Regions from separate parts of the Homo sapiens genome. Here region 1 is linked to region 2. The links are chromatin loops, found by intact Hi-C in ENCODE. Cell type or tissue: IMR-90. All regions are shown on one strand. Each heading gives the region's core, and the rest is flanking DNA. Links, peaks and the distances in the headings are about the cores only.

Evidence for each region. A loop is a pair of places that touch in the nucleus more often than their neighbours do. Peaks named below come from ENCODE experiments on the same cell type or tissue, not always from the same donor. Only the 100,000 strongest peaks of a DNase experiment are listed, where the experiment ranks them.
Region 1: a loop joins it to region 2, with 2.4 times the contacts of the local background. A loop is called at or near these places in 4 of 110 quality-filtered maps.

The regions. Positions count from the first base shown.
Region 1 is chr6:24,908,797-24,913,465 of GRCh38, forward strand. The region is part of intron 1 of RIPOR2 (RHO family interacting cell polarization regulator 2); the gene reads right to left. Among named protein-coding and RNA genes, the nearest start is that of RIPOR2, 25 kb to the right of the region's middle. In IMR-90, for the core only: no CTCF peak of the experiment used is centred there; a DNase peak (open chromatin) is centred at 2,445; H3K4me3 peaks cover 1,931 bases; H3K27ac peaks cover 1,299 bases.
Region 2 is chr6:25,068,914-25,073,582 of GRCh38, forward strand. No RefSeq gene overlaps it. Among named protein-coding and RNA genes, the nearest start is that of RIPOR2, 140 kb to the left of the region's middle. In IMR-90, for the core only: a CTCF peak has its summit at 2,053; a DNase peak (open chromatin) is centred at 2,028; H3K27ac peaks cover 215 bases.

The DNA.
Region 1 (4,669 bases), core at 1,330-3,829, 160 kb before region 2:
CTGGAAATAACTTCACTTTGCAGTTAACAAAAGGAAGGAGAGCCATTTCTGGAATTGTGTTTGTGTAATCAGAATTCTATGCAACTCCCTAGCGCATGCTTTCGGTTTTCTTTCTCTGTAGCTTGGTATTTCTTTTTATTTATACTGAGGATAAAATATTCAAAGCGAAATCTCACATTAGAGTGTCAGAGGAAGAGAGAAGCAACAGCAATTGGGGGGTCCTTTGGAAAAGCAACATATGCAGTATGTTTTTGCTAAACAGATTCTCCAATGTTCAAGTTTTCAGATGTTTGGATGCAGTAAATTTTTGGACAGGCAGATGCATTATCTTCCTGGGGGAAAGGACACAATTTGACACTATTGCAACTGAAGGGGAAGCTAGCACAGAAAGCTAATCCTGAGTGCTGGGAGATGGGGGCTTCAGATAGGGGAGTTCCTCAAGCTGCTGTTACCCTAAGTTGGTACATCCCTGCAGTTTGTTCCTACAGAAGGATAACTACTGATGCTTCCTAATTAACCACTGGAGAATAGCCATGATGGTGCTGGTTCTCGGAGAGTTCGTGGCTGACATCCCCTGCTTGTGACAGCAGCTAAAATACAATTTGAGGAAAGTAGATGGTGTGAGTGGGCAAGCTCAGAGGCTGGTCCAAAATGGCTGGAGGAGCAAGGGGAAGAGGGGAATTGAGTGAGTGGGAATACCCGGGTAGGGGAGGGAAGGAGGTGGGTACACTCTCAGAGCAAGACAGACCCGATAGAAAACAAAAGGGAAGAAATGATTGTGTGTCAGCTAACAATCGAGCAGACGCTCACACAGGATGCCCAGTCCCATAGAGATGGCCAAGTACAATTTCTTCAGAATGGGGGCAGTGATTAGTCACAATCCTAGACCTTCTACCAAGCGTGTGGACGTAAGAGGGTAGGAAGTGGGGAGCAGGGAGGAAACAGCCCCAACATATATTTTATCATAACTGTTTTCCCAGATTAAAAGCTTGAACATTTTTCCTCAGTCACTCAAGCAACATGTAGGTATCTCCAAGACAGGGACCTACGAGCCTACCAATCTCACTCTGCGCCACCCCCATCCCAGCAGAATCAGCCCGGTTCTCCTGCTTTTCCACTTGCTCTCTCGCTCTCCAGGGAGCTGTCACTTCTCACAGCGCCTCTGCCACCTTAGCACCTGATGACTTCTGCTTATCTAATTTCAAAATGCACCTACTCCCTTCGAACGTGAGGGGTCTCTATCTGCTGCCCACTGCCCTGTAAGAGGGAGCTAGAAGGTTATCGTCTCGGGCAAGAGAGCTGCACATGCTCCGCTTGACCAGCCCCCTCCCATGCCACGGACTCCTGCTAGGGTGCTCCTGTCCTCAGGTGCATCCCCTCCCCCCATCTTTCCAGACACAGATCGGCATCAAAGCAACACATTTTTTCCTTTCTTGCCCCTCTTCCCAATTCTCATCCTCCCATTCCACCTGGCCAATTTGGAATTCAGACACGGTGAGGAACGAGCTGGTTCATAGTCCAGCTCAAACGGGCAGCCCGGGGGCAAATGAAGACCCTTGAGACTGCCATCCCAGCCCTGAGCTGGATTCCCCATAGGCTCTGCGAGTGCCGAAGTCGTTCCGTGCCAGGGGGCCACCCAGGACTCCCATCTGGGGGCGCTCGCACACACACCCCTCCCTGACTCCCGGGGCCCGGCGCTTCCTCGCCCCAGAAATGTCCCAACCCCGGGCAATGCTGTGGGCCCCTCTAACCTTGGCCCGTTCCTCCACTCCCCAGGGCATCCTTCAGTTCTGCTTGCAAAAAGTGCGCGTGCCCCTTTCGCTCAGCAACTTCCCGACCGTACCCTGTGGGCTTCAGATGCCCGAACCCACCAGGGTGGTGGAAGCTGAGGACGCTCCAGTTTCAACGGCTGCTTAGCATTCAACGCTCATTCAAGTCGAGGACACCCCTCCCCACACAGACCTCACCGCGTTGTACGCAAAATCAGAAGCAAAAAAGGAGAAATGAAAAGGTGAACCTACCTAACGACGACGGCTCCTTGTCATGTCAGGGGCACACTCAGGGTTCTCTGGCATATAAAAGCCTCCGCACCAATGCAATGCCCGGAGCTGCCCGCACCTCCGGCTTTGCAGACAGCCTGAGCTGGCTCACTTGGGTGAAGGGGACCCCGGGAGGAAGTCGGGTGGACGCGAGCTGTCCCCAGCGCCGGCTGCCCTGCCGCGTCCGCTCGCAGCAGCTGCGGCGCGCGGGGTGAAGTTGCGGGGCTGGCGGGCGCGAGGGTGGCGGAGCGCGGAGCTAGAGCGGCGGAGCGGGCGGAGGGGCGGGAGCCGTGAGGAGGGGGAGGCGCGGCGCGGGGGCCGGCGGCGTCACTTGTGCTGGGAGGGGAGGGCGGGTGGAGACAGCTGCTTGACAGCTACTTCAGCCCAACTCCAGGAGGCTGCGCTTCGGTGCCTGCTTCCAGCTGATCGCCGGCACGCCAGGCTCCTTTGCAAGAGCTGGCGCGGCAGCTTTGGAGTGACCCGTGGAATCGCGCCGGGGAGCGAGCCCGGTGGATCCAGCGCGCTGGAGGGAGAGGGCAGAGGAAAGGAGCCGAGGCAAGGAAAGGCCCTTTCAGCTAACCTTTTGGGATCTTTCATACAAGCTGGGCTGTGCATTGAAAAAAATGAGGCGGTGGTGTATGGGGTGGGGGCGGTGTGAGGGTGAGGTTGGCTGCCCACGGCAAGGGTTGTGCTGGAAAGCCCCGCTGAAGAGGGCTGCTTTGTAGGGCACTCTCTCTACCGGGGCTGCTTTGGACACAGCTCTCATAAAGATGGCAGAAAGAGAATTGTTTTTTATTTTGTTCTGGTGGATTTGAATGATAAAGGTTTCCTGTGGGGAAAGCATGGGTCTGCCTGATAGACAGACATTCCCAAAAAAGGGCCTTTTGGAGTGGAAACTGTATGGAACTGGGAGTCGACAAGGACCCAGGGAAAAGGTCCTGACTCAGTCTCCATCCTTACATAGGGATTCCCTGCTATGCCTCAGTCTCCTCATCTGTTAAGTGATCATAATGAATAAATTGTGTATTTAGAATATGTTAACTAGAATAGTACCACAAGACACATCCACTCCCTCCCACACCACTTGAGATTCAGTCACCTTGTGAAAGGATCAGTAATAATCAGTGAGCTGAGACATTAGCCGAAAGGGAACATCCTAGGAGACATGTCAACATGGGAAACACCCACATCCAGTCGTGGTCTGGGCACTGCATCCTCGGGCTGGAATACAAGCAGCCAGAACCATCGCCTGATAAACTGTGTCATAACTCACCTAGGAATACAACAGAAAGGGCAAAATCGGCTTGATCCCCAGAAAGAACGCCCAAGAGCATGCCTTTACTAGACTGTGAGTTCATAGGGCAGGGACCATCTCTGTCTGATATAAGCTGTCCCCAGCACAGAGCAGGCACTCCATAGCTACATATTGAATGAAAGATGGATCACCCAGTCATTCTGAAGCACCCCTTCACTCTTACATTGATCCTTTTATTTCCCTTGCCAACCCCACCCTGCAACTTATCTGCAACCACATAGCTTTTGCTCATTTCCAAATGGCCACATCTATTCATTAGGATCCAGTTTAAATACCTTAATCTGCATCCATTTTTCCAAGATCCCTTGCCCCCCCCCTTTTTTTTTTGCCCTTTCATTTCAGAGCTTTTATAGCACCTTAGTTTACTCTCCAGATGCCTACACCTTCCACCTTGTATCATGACTATTTGTGTAGAGATGGATGGTTCCAAACATTTCTCTATTTACTGGAGTCTGGAGAAAGAGACCTGGAAAGAAGTACAAATATGCAGTAGAAGTTTGGGGAGAACTGAGTAAAGCGCTACTACGGATTAGCACAGTACTAATGGTCTCATAGGACGAATCTGGAGGGAGAAGGGCCTGACATCCACCCTGGAGAGAAGCCAACTGTATTTCCCCACCTTCCCACTCCCATCACCTTCCTGACTCAGGAATGGCACTGTTGTAAGTGACATATAACCTTTTATGAGAGGGAGGAGGAAGAGGATGAAAAGAGAGATGAGGCAGATGATGTTAGGTACTTTATAGATATTATCCCACTGAAGCCTGTCATCTCTTTCCCATAGCTGCCTCCACTTAAAAGATAAGACTACTGATACTCTGAGAAGATGAACAAGTAACTTCCTGATGATCACAAAGATGAAGCTAGTGTTGAAAGTCAGATGTGATTCCAAATCAAGTGCTCTTTTTACTACAGCACATTCCACTCCCACCCCCAACTTACCCTATTGGGCTGAGGGGTATCTTGCTGAGGTTTGGGCATGACTGTGGGCATGACTTGAGTGTGTGTGTGTGTGTGTGTGTGTGTGTATGTGCACATACAGAGCAGAGACCAGAAAGAAGCATGGAGTGGCTCCCCAAGCTGCTGCCTTTAGAGATTCCATGAGGTTGCCCCACTCACCGCTGTGGATTTAGGACTGAAGCTCTAAACAGGAATGAAGAGGGCACAGTGGGCTGCATCTCCCCTTGAGGGAGCTTCCTTAGGAAGGGAGCAGAACGTGTGGAGTATGGAAGGTGAAGGGCCAACACAGGCCTGAACTGACTGCATTAGACTGGAAGCTCTGGCAATTGGGATCTGTCCTGGGTGACTTTGTAGA
Region 2 (4,669 bases), core at 741-3,240:
ATCATTGAGTCCCAAATGTCTAGTTGAACTTAATGCTTAATAACATCTATCTACCCAGAGGGCAACAAAATGTTTGTTCCTGGCTTGCGAGGCCACTGATATTTTCATTTTTTTTTCCTACAGAACTATTGGCCTGAGGCCCCTGGAAACATTGCTTCATTGCTTGGCCTTATAAGAATTTACTTGACCTATTTTGTGGAAGCACATTTACCCCAGTCTTAAAGGTTTTTCCATGCAAAAGAGATAAATGAAAATTTTTACTGCTAAGTTTCATTCACCTGAGCCAATCACAGCTACTGAAATGACCAGGTTGGTAAATGCTGTTTTAATGGAAACAGGCTCTCCACAGGTCCAGATGGGGTAGGTCCATGCCTCAAAAATGAAAAATTCTCTTTTTAGCTCCTTAGCTGGATTACTGGGCAGGGCTACCATTTTGTGAGTAGCAGATAATTATTAACACATGAGACTCTCTCATTCGGACTGCACCCTTCAATGGCGTGATATCTGTGGTTACACAGAGCGTCCAGTCCTCCCATCTTGGTTTTTTAGTTATGTAAGTGAAAGAACAAAACTACCCAACTCCCACCTGCCCACAGGCTGAGGCTGAGGAGGACCCTAAGAACCTACCCCCTACAACATGGCATTTCAAAGTTAAGGGAGTCTAGCTTTTGTGTACTGAAGGGAATGTTCATTAAGAAATGAATGTCTTAGACATAGGCCCCTTTCCTATTCCTGGTTGGCCTAAAGATGCATAATTTGAAAAAAAAAAAAAAAAAAAACGGCTCGGGGGGTGGTTGGGGAGAAGTGACTTCAAAACACAAGAAATAACATTGCTTTGCCTAATAAAGTGACGTTTGAACTCCTCTGCTTGGCAAGTTAGGAAAATATCCCTTCCTTCCTAAAAATGGAGACAACTTTCTGGGAAAATAAACATTTATTGCTCAAAGGTCTGTGGGTTTGAGTCCACCTTCACCTGCATGTTTAGCCATGGGAAGATCTCTAAGACAGCCATACTAAGAGTGTACCTGCCTGCCCTGGATGCCAGGAGGCCTTGAAGTCCAAAGCCAGCAGGGCTCCCTCCCTCTCAGCCATGGACCCCGGGGTCTTGCAGTGATACAGGTGGTGGCTGATTGCATCTATGAAGCCATTGAGGAATTATTAGTGTGAATATTTCATTTGGAAATGCACTGCCTAGGAACAGGCATGGTCCTAGGATGAGTTCCTATGAGGTCCTAGGATGAGTTCCTTTGAGTGGAAGAGGTCTCCTAAATCTTGGGTGAAGAATGCCTGGGTGAGATAGGAAGGAGAGATACATTTTTTTCCCTCTCCCTATAAAGAGGCCTGGATTTGAGAGCAGGAAATAATGATTAGGAGTTGTGTGCATCCCAAAGCACCCTCCTGTGAAGGGAGCCTTAGAGATGGGTGTGGTGGGGCATGCTTGTAGTCCCAGCTACTAGGGAGGGTGAGGTGGGAACACTGATAGAGCCCAGGAGTTTGATGCCAGCCTGGGAGACATAGTGAGATCTTCCATCTCATTCAGGAAGGAAGGGAAGGAAGGGAAGGGAGGGAGGAAGGTAGGAAGGGAGGGAGGGAGGGAGGGAGGAAGGAAGGAAGGAAGGGAGGGAGGGAGGGAGGGAGGAAGGAAGGAAGGAAGGAAGGTTAGTTTTTCACCAAAATAAGAGGAAGTCATACTTAGCATAAAACTTTAATTTTTAACCTTCTGCTCTGTAGTGTCCTTAAATACCCAAAAGCTTCGGTGAAGCGTGCCGCACATCAGCCTGCAAGGCAGTGGGGTGAACAGGACGCTACAGGGTGGAGGGGGTATCTGTGTGAAGACTCAAGGGAGAGCTTCCAAGGGACCACTGGGACCCCAAAGGAAGCCCCTCTCTTCCTAGATACATCAGATGAAACAAACTCTTGAAAAGGTGAAAGGCAGCCGCTTTAATTACTTTGAAGTCCTCATGGAGTCCACAGCTACAGCTTTCAAAGGGGCAAAAAGGAACTAGTGTGCCGGCCGCAGGGTTTTGATGTGGTCCTCTTCCGCCACCTGTCGACAACATAGGCTCATTGCAGTTTCCTAATGTACCTACTTGCAACTGTTCAAGGTAGCATTTTCTCCATTCAAATTAAAATTGAGTCCACAGGGAAAATACTTATTCTTACAATTCTAGTTTAACTATTTTTTTGGTTCAACTAACCTTGATTTTTAGCTGTTAAAATAATAACATGGCCATGACAAGAAGGCAAAGTTCTGATATCTTTTTTCTTACGTTTGGTTAATGCTTTAGAATATATGGAGGCACTGAATAAGGTTTTCGTTGTTTCTCAGAAAACATTATCCCCTTAAAGGTGTTGAAGGCATTTTTGGAAAAGAAAGAGTGCACGAGTAACATTTGCAAACAGCAGAGTGGTAGTTTCTGCAGAATTAACATTGTGGAGCACCGTGGGAAATATATGTTTAGGTAGAACACAGAAGACTGTCCATGTTACATGGGCCTGCACATTCACTGGAAGACTGAGATGCATCAGAACAATTGTTCATATCCTTTGATTCCATAATCCAATTTCAAGAATTTTCTTGCAAGAAAAGAATTTAAAACATGAAAAATGTAATATGGATGGTATCTTCATAAGATTGTTTAATAGTCAACAATTGAAGAAAAGTTGAAGCTATGGCTCATTCAGAATATGGAATATTATAATTATTTTAACATGTAGTAATATGAAAACATGATGTCTAAGAAGATATAAAATATCTAACTAAAAATAGAAATATTTAATAAAGCTAGAAAAGAATACTAAAAATATTATAACTGAGTTACAGCGGTAGAGTTAAGGGTTTACAATGTTATATATACTAATGTTTTTGTTTTTCTAATTCCACAACAAATATAAAAATGCTTTATAGTAATACATTTAAATGGTACAGAAGCATATAGAGTAAGAGGTAGAAGATTCCATTACCTTCCTGTCTTTCTTCTCCCTGTTAATAGATTGGTGTAAGTGCTTCACATCTTTGTCCTTGGAGTTACACACACACACACACATGCACATGCATGCACACTTACACCCACACATGCATATATACATTATATATTATTTACAGGCATACCTCAGAGTTATTGTGGGTTTGATTCCCGACCCCCGCGAGAAAACAAATAATAAAATGAGTCACACAAATTTTTTGGTTTCCCAGTGCATATAAAAGTTATGTTTATACTATACTATAGTCCATTATATGTGCAAGAGCATTATGTCTAAAAACCAATTATATATGTTAATTTAAAAAATGGTTCATTGCTAAAAAACATGCTAATGATCATCTGAGCCTTCAGCGAGTTGTAATCTTGCTCGTTGAGGGCCTTGCCTTGATGGTGGTAGTTGCTGAAGGCTAGGGTGGCTGGTGCAATTTCTTAAAATAAGACAGCAATGAAGTTTGCCACATCAATTGACTCTTCTTTTCACAGAGGATTTCTCTGTAGCATGTGATACTCTTTGATAGCCTTTTAATCACAGTAGAATTTCTTTCAAAATTGGAGTCAATCCTCTCGAATCCTGCCACTGTTTTATTAACTAAGTTTATGTTATATTCTAAATCATTTGTTGTCATTTGGACAGTGTTTACAGCCTCTTCACCAGGAGTATATTCCATCTCAAGAAACCATTTTCCTTGTTCATCCATAAGAAACAACTCCTCATCTGTTAGTTTTGAGATTGCAGCAAGTCAGTCACATCTTCAGGATTTACTACTAATTCTAGTTCTTTTGCTATTTCAACCACACCTGCAGTTACTTCATACACTGAAGTCTTGAACCCCTCAAAGTCATCCAAGAGAGTTGGAATCAACTTCTTCCATACTCCTGTTAATGTTGATATTCTTACATCCTCCCCATGAATCAGAGATGTTCTTGGTAGCATCTAGAAAGGTGAATCCTTTCAGAAGGTTTTAAATTTACTTTGCCCAGGTCCATGAGAGGAATTACTATCAATGGCAGTTGTGGCCTTATGAAATGTATTTGTTAAATAATCAGGCTTAAAAGTTAAAATTACTTCTTGATCCATGGGCTGCAGAATGGATGTTGTGTTTGCAGGCATGAAACCTTAATCTCCTTGTATATCTCCATCACAGCACCAGAGTGACTTGGCACATTGTCAATGAACAATAATATTTAGAAAGAAATAATTTTTTTCTGAGTAGCAGGTCTCAACAGTGGGCTTAAAATATTTAGTAACGTATACTGAAAACAAGTGTATTACCTGAAAACAGGCTTTGTTGTTCCATTGATAGAGGACAGGCAGAATAATGTGACATAATTCTTAAGGGCTCTAGGTTCTTAGAATGGTAAATGAGCTTTAGTTCCAACTTAAAGTCACCAGCCGCATTAGCCCTGAGCAAAAGATTCACATTGTACTTTGAAGCCAGGCATTGACTTCTCCTCTCTAGCTATGAAAGTCCTAGCTGGCATCTTCTTCCAGTAGAAGGCTGTTTCATCTATATTGAAAATCTATTGTTCAGTATAGCCACTTTCATCAATGATCCTAACTAGATCTTCAGGATAACTTGCTACAGTTTCTACATCAGCACTTACTGCTTCACCTTGCACTTTTTTTTTTCAGCACAATTTTTTTTTTTAATTTCAATAGGTTTTTGGGGAACAGGTGGTGTTTG